Linked DNA regions of Homo sapiens: region 1 is linked to region 2. The links are chromatin contacts, found by Hi-C or POLR2A ChIA-PET in ENCODE. All regions are on one chromosome and are shown on one strand. The core of a region is the stretch at or near the end of the contact, and the rest is flanking DNA. Distances in the headings are between cores, read along the strand shown.

Evidence for each region. A loop is a pair of places that touch in the nucleus more often than their neighbours do. ChIA-PET counts read pairs that join two places held with the same protein, here RNA polymerase II (POLR2A).
Region 1: a map of astrocyte of the cerebellum shows a loop between it and region 2 (5-fold over the local background). The contact joins two enhancer-like sites. A Hi-C loop is called at or near these places in 3 of 168 maps with a recorded cell type or tissue (IMR-90, astrocyte of the cerebellum and endothelial cell of hepatic sinusoid). POLR2A ChIA-PET finds 5 or more read pairs at or near these places in 2 of 52 experiments (Caco-2 and Panc1).

Annotation. Positions count from the first base shown.
Region 1 is chr4:150,276,171-150,281,697 of GRCh38, reverse strand. LRBA (LPS responsive beige-like anchor protein) reads left to right here. Exons shown (of 57, transcript NM_001364905.1): 56 at 3,694-3,845. Among named protein-coding and RNA genes, the nearest start is that of DCLK2, 200 kb to the right of the region's middle. Within about 2 kb of position 1,562, at least 3 of the 41 ENCODE cell types and tissues checked have a DNase peak (open chromatin) inside an H3K27ac peak, as active enhancers do; they include IMR-90, where a contact is called at or near this core.
Region 2 is chr4:150,222,164-150,228,111 of GRCh38, reverse strand. DCLK2 (doublecortin like kinase 2) reads right to left here. Exons shown (of 16, transcript NM_001040260.4): 8 at 3,554-3,611. Among named protein-coding and RNA genes, the nearest start is that of DCLK2, 150 kb to the right of the region's middle. Within about 2 kb of position 3,056, at least 2 of the 41 ENCODE cell types and tissues checked have a DNase peak (open chromatin) inside an H3K27ac peak, as active enhancers do; they include IMR-90, where a contact is called at or near this core.

The DNA of each region.
Region 1 (5,527 bases), core at 313-2,812, 55 kb before region 2:
AATCAGGCTGGAGGGCGGGGCATGTGAGCTGTATACAATGAGGGGACCCAGGACATGTTGGGGGCAGGAGTAGGGTCACAGGGGCTTCTACCCTGGCGTTGGGCTAGCTCTGGATATTTCACTCATTGCTATTCTGACCTATGCAGCTTAGATGTCATAAATTCTCCCACTTTCCCAGATCTAGTCTGATCACCCCCTTCTCCTAAGTAAATACTGGTCTCAGGGAACAAAGCTCCTACATATAGGTTACATTGAGGAAATGAAGGACCCTTGCTGCTCTGTCTCCTGGGATTCATTTCTTGATTCAGTGGACGGCTTCCTTCTTGTCTCCACTGTTCTCTGCGGTCTCTCCATCACATTCTGCCGGCCTCCACGAGGCACGCACAGAGACACACTCGTACTCGCTTTTATTTTTCCCTACCTTCCCATAATGCTGCATTTAAACCAAGTACACATCAGAGGATTTTCTTTTCCTCTTTTCTTTACAATAATAATGTGGATAATCTGTCACTTTGAGTTGCGATTATATTGTCAGCTACGCTAATAAATCTGTAAAATAATTTGAGATCCCTGGCTGACTGAAGCAATTTCTGTGGCATTTCAGTTAGTACCAGGGGCTCTGGGAAGTTCCTTGAGGCAGCAGTGGGAGGCTTTCTGCAGACCATTCATACACACATGCTTCTCCTCTCTGCCCTGTAGCCATTGCTTTTTCCCTCTTTAATATTTCCCACTGGATTTTAGGCTTAAACAATCCATTGCCTTTTTCCCAGCACTCCTGCACTTTATCATGCTAACTTGCAAGTGGCAACTGTGTGATTAAAGCGAGCTTGCCTAAAATGAGCAATACCTGCCCACAGCTCCAGAGACTGATACTTTCACAGCTCACTACCTCGGGAGGCGAGGAAGGAAGCCACAGGCTGGGAATCCAAGACACCACAGGGCAGAATCTCCAGCTCCTTCCTCAATCTGAGCCCATATAAGGAATGGACACCATGGAAACAAATTAGTCATCAGCTCAGACCAGAAATTAAGTTTCTGTGAAATACCAAGAACCCTGCAGGCAGGCAGCCTGGGGAAGCTCTGCACTTCCCACCTATTTTTATTTTAGATGCCAGATTGCTCTGTGGCATTTTGGTTAGCAGCATATCACAGTCCATCAACTAGACAGTGTTGAGATGTCTTTATGAATAGCTGATATTTAAGGAGGCAGCCTGTACAGAGCAGCAAAGTTATTTTGTCCTAAACAAGGGAGAACCACCATTCACCCAGGGGAATGCATTTGTTTTCCCTTCCTGAGGCTGTTTTAGAATGTGGTCATCCCCAGCAGATTGCTGTGGCCTGCTACTACCTCCTTAAAACCCGTGCAGCCACGGCATTGTCCAGAGCACTCAGGATTTCAGGGGATGAGATTAACATGTGTCTGGGGCCCTCTGAAAACCTCTAGTCACAACCCAACCTGGATGCGGAGGCGGCCTGTCAGAATTTGAGTGGGAGATCAGGTGCTGCTTGCTAAATGTTACCCTGGCTCTTGCCGCCAGAGGAATTTGGCCTCTCCTGAAAGAGGCCAGCGAAATCTTTTTTCACCTTGGGAGGCATCTGATTCATTAAAATGTTTTGAATGCTGATGACTGTATAGTCCCTAAAGCCCAGGTTTTACTTAATTTCAGATGGAAGCAGGATTAGAGATTCTTTACTAGAACAAAGAATTAAAGATCAGTGGTTTTGTTTTAGTATAACACTTATCCAGTAAAAAGCTTCAAGTATCAAATTCAAATGAACTACAACCATAAGGTTAATGGATTTTCATCAGCTGAATTTTATAAGTGTAGCAAATAATTGTTTGTCCTAGTCTCCACTGCAGTTCCCAGACACCCCTAGAGATTGCCATTTGTGAAATGAGTGGGGGAAAAGGATACTGATTTTTGCTCATCTTGAAAATATCTTAATATCTGTGTTAACAAAACTTAGAGAATATGTAACTAACTGTCTTCCACACATGGGTTTTTATTTCCTAGATGTGTTTTTGTGTTCTTGAGAATAAGCTGTATTTAAGGGACTACTAAAAGTTGGCATTTGGGTGAATGTGAAATAAATGGCTAAGAAAGTCTTTGCCTTTCTATGATTTTTTAAAAGATATGTCAAACAGTGAAGACTTAAGGCAGCTATGCTAGAACTGAATGTAGAACAGTGTCAATGTATCAGAAATTAGGTTTTTTTCTTTCTGGCTTGCCAGCACAATCTGTATTCCCCTGTGTCCAGGTGGACATGCGATTACAGGTGTTTGTAGTGGCTTTAAAACTCTGATGCCATCCACTAAAGAAAGGAAATTTGTATCTTAATAAGCTAAGAAAGCAAGGCTTGGAGGTACCAGGCAGGAGGAGAGGAAGGGGTAATAGGATTGGCTTTTGGAGGAGGGAGGGACAATTAGGAGTAATCACACTTTTTCTATAAATGGACAGAAAGTAAATATTTTCAGCTTTGAGGGTTCTGCATTCTCTGCTGCAACTACCTGTGAAAGCAGTCATAAACAAATAATAGGTGTGGCGATGTTCTGGTAAAACCTTATTTATGGAAGGCCAGGCGCAGTGGTTCTCGCCTGTAATCCCAGCACTTTGGGAGTCCGAGCGGGTGGATCACTTGAGGTCAGGAGTTCAAGACCAGCCTGACCAACATGGTGAAACCCCGTCTCTACTAAAAATACAAAAGTTAGACGGGTGTTGTGGTGGGCACCTGTAATCCCAACTGCTCAGGAGGTTGAGGTATGAGAATCACTTGAACCTGAGAGGTGGAGATTGTAGTGAGCTGAGACTGCGCCACTGCACTCCAGCCTGGGTGACAGAGCAAGACCCTGTCTCGAGGGGGGAAAAAAAAAAACCTGTTTATGGGGATTCAAATTTGGAATTCATATAAATATTCATGTGTCATGAAAAATTCAAGCATTAAAAAATGTTAAACAATTATATGAAACAGGCAGTGGGCTGCACTTGGCCCGCAGGCTTTCATTCATGGATGCCCATTTTACAGGATCAAAGAGCAAATTCTGAGCCTGTACTGTCTGTTCAGCGCTAGTAGGAAAGGACAGAGGGGCACAGCCTAGAGCTGACTAAACCACAGGCTGGAGCACTGTCAGCCCTGGAGCAAGAAAATGCTGAACTGAGATTTAATCACCCTGGAAGTTGTTGTAGCTCTCTACAAAGTCTTCTTCCCAACTGCTGTCAAAATCCAGCAGGCTCAGGGAAGGTGCCGAGGCTGCTGGCCGCCTCCCTCCAGCTGGAGTTGCAGGGGATTAGAGGGGATGTAAGGTCAGGTGGCACCATCTGCCAAGTCTTGGGACAAAACAGGCTTATTAGCATGTCTGCAGTGCAAATGAAGAGATGCCAGGGCTTCTCATTAGAGCACTGGTCCCAGTCCACAACACACACCATTCCAGTAGCATTTGTAGAACTGGAAGAGTTTGCTACCTAGTATTTAAAAAAGCAAAGCCAAAACAATCTCAAGCATTGATGAACTTTGTCCATTTGGTTTTTGAAAAATGGCAGATCTTCTACAACTCACGATTTTCTAAAAACTCCTGAGGATCTCTCTCTCTTCTCTCTGCACCGTAGTAGCTGGTGTAAGAATGACTCAAAAACAGGGTGGGGGCCGAAAGTTTCCTAGAACCACATTTCTACTGAATGTTGCTGTGTCTCACAGGCCATCCAGCTGAGCCGAGATGGGCAGTACCTGCTCACAGGAGGAGACAGAGGAGTGGTCGTGGTCCGGCAGGTGTCGGACCTCAAGCAGCTCTTTGCCTATCCAGGATGTGACGCTGGAATCCGGGCCATGGCGCTGTCTTACGACCAGAGGTAACACTGGAATCATGGGCTACAAATAGGGGTTTCAAAAACTGCAGAGGGGACTGGTCGTGTTGGCTTACACCTGTAATCCCAGTACTTTGGGAGGCTGAGGCAGGAGAATCACTTGAGCCCAGGAGTTCGAAGCCAGCCTGGGCAACATTGCAAGACCCTGTCTCTACAGAAAAAAAAAATTTTTTTTTCAAAATTGTATAGTAAAACCTGCAGAGGGAATTTATTTAAATGGGCTGATGGAGTTGAGTTGTGGGGGTCACCTGTACAATCAAACCAAGAACACTTTTTTAAAAAGTGTGATTTTCTTTCTGATGACATTGCCACTCTTGGACAAAGGCTGAGTTCTCAAGGAATAGACAGAATTTAAGTAGCAAAGGCTCTGATTACAGTGATGCAAAGCTTTTTATATTTCTTTGAAGTATCTTTTTTTAAATTATACCTTAAGTTCTGGGGTACATGTGCAGAACGCAGTTTGTTACATAGGTATACATGTGCCATGGTGGTCTGCTGCACCCATCAACCCATCATCTACATTAGGTATTTCTCCTAATGCTATCCCTCCCCTAGGCCCCCACCCCCACAACAGGCCCCCGTATGTGATGTTCCTCTGTGTCCATATGTTCTCTTTGTTCAACTCCCACTTATGAGTGAGAAGATGAGGTATTTGCTTTTCTGTTCCTGTGTTAGTTTGCTGAGAATGACAGTTTCCAGCTTCATCCATGTCCCTGCAAAGGACATGAACTCATTCTTTTGTATGGCTGCATAGTATTCCATGGCGTATATGTGCCACATTTTCTTTATCCAGTCTATCATTGATGGGCATTTGGGTTGGTTCCAAGTCTTTGCTATTGTGAATAGTGCCGCAATAAACATAGATGTGCATGTGTCTTTATACTAGAATGATTTATAATCCTTTGGGTATATACCCAGTAATGAGATTGTGGGTCAAATGGTATTTCTGGTTCTATATCCTTGAGGAATTGCCACACTGTCTTCTACAATGGTTGAACTAATTTACACTCCCACCAACGATGTAAAAGCATTTCTGTTTCTCCACATCCTCTCCAGCATCTGTTGTTTCCTAACTTTTTAATGATTGCCATTCTGAAGGGTGTGAGATGGTGTCTCATTGTGGTTTTGATTTGCATTTCTCTAATGACCAGTGATAAAGAGCTTTTATTCATATGTTTGTTGGCTGCGTAAATGTCTTCTTTTGAGAAGTGTCTGTTCATATCTTTTGCCCACTTTTTGATGGGGTTGTTTTTTTCTTGTAAATTTGTTTAAGTTCTTTGTAGATTCTGGATATTAGCCCTTTGTCAGTTGGATAGATTGCAAAAATTTTCTCCAATTCTGTAGCCTACCTGTTCACTCTGATGATAGTTTCTTTTGCTGTGCAGAAGCTCTTTAATTAGATCCCATTTGTCAATTTTGGCTTTTGTTGCCATTGCTTTTGGTGTTTTAGTCATGAAGTCTTTGCCCATGCCTATGTCCTGAATGGTATTGCCTAGGTTTCCTTCTAGGGTTTTTATGGTTTTAGGCCTTACGTTTAAGTCTTTCATCCATCTTGAGTTAATTTTTGTATAAGGTGTAAGGAAGGGGTCCAGTTTCAGTTTTCTGCATATGGCTAGCCAGTTTTCCCAACACCATTTACTAATTAGGGAATCCTTTCCCCATTGCTT
Region 2 (5,948 bases), core at 1,807-4,306:
GTTTCACACAGACAGAGAAGAAGGCAGCGTGAAGACGGAGGCAGAGACTGGTGGGATATGATCACAACCCAAGAATACTGCTGGTCACTGGATGCTTGCAGGCAAGGAACAGATTCTCCCCAAAACCCCCAAAGGAAGCATGGATTTCGGACTCTCAGCCTCCTGAACTGTGAAGAGAGTAATTTTTAGGTGTTTTAAGCCACCAAGTTTGTGGTAATTTATTCCCACAGCCTGGGGAAACGAATACTTCCAAATACACTTCTGGATTTATGTCCTGCCTGGGCCCATGTAGATGATGAATGCAAAACTGTATACAGTAGGAAGACAAAGAAGGACCACTTCTAAGCACCAGAACAGAAAGCTCAGAGCTTTGTACACTGTGGGAATTCAATAGATATTTATTTAGCATGAAAGAGAATATTAGAACTGGAAGAATTCTTAAATTTATAAATACCATAGCATTCTCAAAAGCCTCTATAAATCTGGCCCCAACGCAGCTCTTGTAATAATCTCCTACTTAGAAGGGCCCAACGTGCTTTCTGTCCTCTGGGCCTTTGCTCAGACTGTTCTCACCACCTGGTAGACCGCTCTTTGATTGCTGCCTACTGAAACCCTCCCTACCCACTGTTCCTGCTCCAGCCCAAATGCTTCTTCCTCTATAGCATCTTCACTGGTCACCTACTTCTCTCCCACGTGCTTCCCCTGAACTCCAACATTCTTTGCAGAACTGGTATTAATTTATACATCACCCTATTCTTAGCACAGTGTCTTGCAGACAGAATATGCACCAAAATTTAGGTGAATACATGAATCTAACAATGCCTGTGTATATTAAGGATGAACAAACAGAAGGTGAGGGAGAGTAAGAATGTTTCCCAAGTTTGTATTACCTGAAGAAATGAATAAATTGAACTTAGAGAGGGAACACAGTAGATCAGCCAATGTACAGGCTGTGTAACCAAACAGCCCAAAATTCCAGTCACAGGTCAGTCTCTGTGTGACTTTTTTGGAAGCTATTTAATCTGAGTCTGTTTCCTTATCTGTAAAACTGGCGCATCTGTTTTGCAAGTCATTAAAGGTAATGTGCAAAGTTCCTATATATCCAAGCCTGGATAAATAATACATTTTAACAAATAGCAGATATTATTTTCAGCATTATTAATTTTCTGTATATAGCAGAGGTGGCCAACACTCCAAAACAGTGACTGAATACCACCCCCTCAAATTAACAAAAATTCTCTATATAATTTTTTTCTAAAAATAAAATGTAATGGGAAAAATCAACTTATTTGTAACTAATCAAGTTTTAAAATTATAATTTTGTATAGTCTTAATGTGGAAATAGTTGTTTAGATAAGCAAAATGTAAAAGTGGAAAAATATTTGATCATGCATTATAAAAATAGAATGACATTCACAGACTAGAAAAAATAAGATTCAAATGTTAGAACTGACTTATCCATTTGCCTCAGCCCTTAGTGTAAATTTTTTGCATACAAAGACCTTTTTTTTCCAACCATGGAAACAGCTGTTTAAATTTTAATCACGTAAACCATATCCTTACCATAGCACCTTTTTATTTTTTTTTTACTGTTTTGAAAAAATTTTTAATGTAGTTCTACAGAACCTGGCTCACCAAATTATGATACGTTCTGCTTAAATCACACACCACCACATCGAAAGCAGAACCCTTACATGTATGGAGAAAAGGCTATTACAGTGAAAAACATTAGTAATATCGCTAGAACAATAAGTAAAAGCATATCAAATTATTTAAAGAAAATTAAGCAAAAGAAAACCTTATTCAAAGGAAAAGGGGCATTTTGCACAGTCTATGCAGTCTATGCTTCAGTAATTATCACAGTGTGGTTAAAAAAAAAAAAAAAAGTAAATGACAAATTTGCCTCCTGGATTTTCCATTCTGGAGTTCTGAGAAGATTTTTCTAAACCATTCGAGCAGAATATTTTACATTTCCTGTTAAAAATACACTATTTTGTAGAAGTCCAATGAAGACCAGTTTAGGGGTTCCATAACTATAAAATGACAACTATCAGATCAAATCCTGCTAATTATAAATTCTAAACTCCTCTGGCATATTAATAATGTTAGCAGTTAACATGTGTTGAATTCTTATTATATACTAGCACTTCTCTGTTTTCCATGGCTTAATTCAACCAATTTTCACAATAATCTTATGTTCTAGGTGTCGATAATAACCACATTTTAAAGGAAGAAATAGAGGGGTTAAATAAATTTTCCAAGAAGAGGCAGGGCCAGGAATACACTTTATAGAATCTGGCTCTAGAGCAGCAGTGTCCAGCATAAATATACACCATGATCCATATACGTAATTCTAACCAAGAACCACATTAAAAAGCAAGGTTTTTAAAATTATAACTTAATATATCCAAATATTTTCATTTCAACATGTGATCATATACAAAGATATTAATGAGGTATTTCACATTCTTTTTTTAGTACTAAGTCTTCAAAATCTGGTGTGTATTTTATACTTAGCAGCCTATTTCAATCCAGACTCGCTACATTCAAGTGCTTTGTAGCTGTACGTGACTGGTAGCTCTGGTGTTGAACGATGTAGCTCTACAGCTTGTTCTCTTAATTGATGTGTTACCACAATGGAATCTAAAAAGGTCTTTGTCATTGCTGCAACGGAATATTTATTTTTTCAAACATAGTTAAAGTATCAGTAACTGCAGCAGCATTTTATTGGTTGATCTTTTCCCAACCCCAGTTAGAGAGTGGGACAGAAGGAAAAAAGTTTATCTTATTGAGGAGATGATTCTTCACAGCATTTCTGCTCATGATGCATCAGCTTCTGTTCCAAACTATCTTTCCAAGGATGTTTGTCCAGGAAACACCCTTGGAACACAAAGATGAGTCTCCCTTACGGGCAAACGGCAGATGTGTTTCCTGACCAGGATAATGAAAATAATATTCTCCTCTGAGGCAAAGACTGGGCAGCATTGCTAGCACCTCCTCCTAAGACTGAGGGTTTCCTAAGCTCAGAGTTCCCCAGCTATGACATAAACCCACTGTGTGTAAATCATCCAGCTGGGCTCCTCAGCCTCACCACTATGGGACTTGGGAGTTAAGGGGAACCAATGCAAGCATGAAGCTCATGCTACCTGCTGTGTCAGGAATAACAAATCCTTTTGTCTCTGACTCAGAAATCTTGTGTTCTGCTGGCCTGTATGAAGCTGGAAGGCTTTGTTAGCTTGCAAGTAAAGTCCCAGGTCCCTCAGAGTTCTTGACGCACCTTTTGAGTATTGTTGGGTGTTAAAATAGGTATCTCCCAGAGAAAAGAATCTACGTTTTCTAGTTAGGACCAAGATCAAATCAATTTACTGTTTTAGGATTAAAGTTTCTGAAAAATAGCAGGAATAAAACCGCTTAACTGTTTTTCCCACTATTACTGGTCTCTACTCCTGCTGTGATAGTTGTGTCAAGTCCCCACTTAAATTCCTTCATCACAGTAAACACCTCACCAAGTTACTCTAGTTTCTTTCAGAACTAGGGGTTATGCATACTATACCTTTCCACAACATTTGGCTTTGTCTATAATCTTTAGGGCAAACTCCTTTCCAGTGGACCTATGGAATAATCAGAGGAAGACCATTTAAAGACATAAATTAAATACCATCATTCCTGTTTTCTTTCTTTTTTATACTTTAATTTTTTTTTTTTTTGTAGAGATGAGATCTCATTATGTTGCCCAGGTTGGTCTTGAACTCCTGGGCTCAACTGATCCTCCTGTCTCAGCCTCCCAAAGTGTTGGGATTACAGGCGTGAGCCACCACACCTGGCCCATTCCTGTTGTATTCTACAGCACAGACCCAGGAAGGAAAAACTTGGCTCTTTCTCTGTGCATTAAAGAAAATATCTAGTGGAGTCAGGGGACAAAGGTACCCAAAAAATTAAAAACAAAAACAAAGCCATACTGTATGTTAATTAAATATTCTTTCATAAATATTAACTATAATATTAAGAAACTCATATTTAAAGTATTTCAATTCTGTTACATCAGGGAGAGGCAGGAAATAGTTTTTCTATATGTAAATCTCAAAATAGTTCTCTTAGGAGACAGAATAAAGTTTTAAAAAACCAAATTAACAGAAAATTTTATTATCAATATATTTTTACATTAGTCCATTAACAACATTAGCCCATAATTCAAAAGTGAAAAGTCCCCTGACTTTCATTATTTCTCAGCCAAAACTTCAGCTAGGATCTGATCTGGTACCAAGTTAGTCACATCTTTAAATGTTCTTTCCTGGCACTAGAGAGATCATTCGCATGGATATAAGAATCTTGATGTTATTTATTTATTTATTTATTTATTTATTTATTGAGAGAGAGTCTTGCTCTGTCAGCCAGGCTGGAGTGCAATGGCGCAATCTTGGCTCACTGCATCCTCCGCCTCCCAGGTTCAAGCAATTCTGTCGCCTCAGCCTCCCAAGGAGCTGGGATTACAGGCACCTGCCAACACCACTGGGCTAATTTTTGTATTTTTAGTAGAGATGGGTTTCACCATGTTGGCCAGGCTGGTCTTGAACTCCTGACCTCAGGTGATTCTCCCGCCTCGGCCTCCCAAAGTGCTGGGATTACAGGCGTGAGCCACTGTGTCCAGCCATTATTTAATTTTTAATCACCTTTAAAATAATTTAATTTTAACATGCCAAAAATGTCTTTGAGTATAGAAAAAGCATTCAATAAAGAACACCACAGTACTCATAGAATACACTTGTTATCTCAAGTGCAGCTGGATTTGCCAGGTGGTTGTAGTACACACTCATGAGGCCTGGCTTGGAAGAATCACTTGTCCTTAAATTGTTCTCCCTATAACAAAAACTAAATCCTGCCTCAGATTTCTGACTAGTCTTTAAAAGTCATACTTTAGATGCTTACTTTGTTACTTAGGTGGCAGTCTGTGTATAAGAACTGGGTAAAAGGACTCAGAGAACAAGGCATTATCTTGTGTACCAATATAAGGAGTACTAAAGCTTCACTGGAGATGTAACAAAACAGAAAAACTGTAGTTACCAAAACTTTCTGGAAAAATCTCCAGAAATGATAAAAATTATCACTTAGAATGGGAAGGATAGCAGCCTATAAACACCAAGACTCTAATCTGAACCAAGACTCTGAGTCTTTTCTGGTTTGAATATTGTTTATAAAAAATCTGGAATAGGCAAAAGTAGGCTGATTGTGATTTTTTTTTTTTTTTTGAGACACAGTCTTGGTCTGTTGCCCAGGCTGAAGTGCAATGGCACGATCTCGGCTCACCGCAACCTCTGCCTTCCAGCTTCAAGTGATTCTCGTGCCTCAGCTTCCCGAGTAGCTGGGACTTCAGGCGTGTGCCACCCAACCTGGAATTTTTTTTGTTTTTTTTTTTGTTTGTCTTGTTTTTTGTAGAGATGGGGTTTCACCATGGTGGCTGGGCTGGTCTTGAACTCCTGGCCTCATGTAATCCACACACCTCAGCCTCCCAAAGTGCTGGGATTACAGGTGTGAGCTAGCCACCAGGCCTGGCCTGATTGTGATCTTAAACAGAGTCAGAGCTCATATGTCCTGAACTACTGGAATATTCCATTAAGTATTAACTGAGAGGGAGGATTGCTGTAGGGATTAAGCGATTTAATACAAGTACAGACTGAGAACAATGCCTGACACCGGTAAATATAGGAGATGTTCTTAAAAATGACTTATTCTTCTCATTCCTCTCTGGCTCATGATGAGACCTTATATATATCTCATCCCAAATGCACATAAAACAGTTTTATACTCTATGTATATACATAATATTTTTTTCCTGTGGGCATGCAAAATGGCTGATCCCTGCTGGATACAGTCACTCATGCCTGTAATTCCAGCACTTCAGTAGGCCAAGACAGGAGGACTGTTTGAAGCAAGGAGCCTAGGACCAGCCT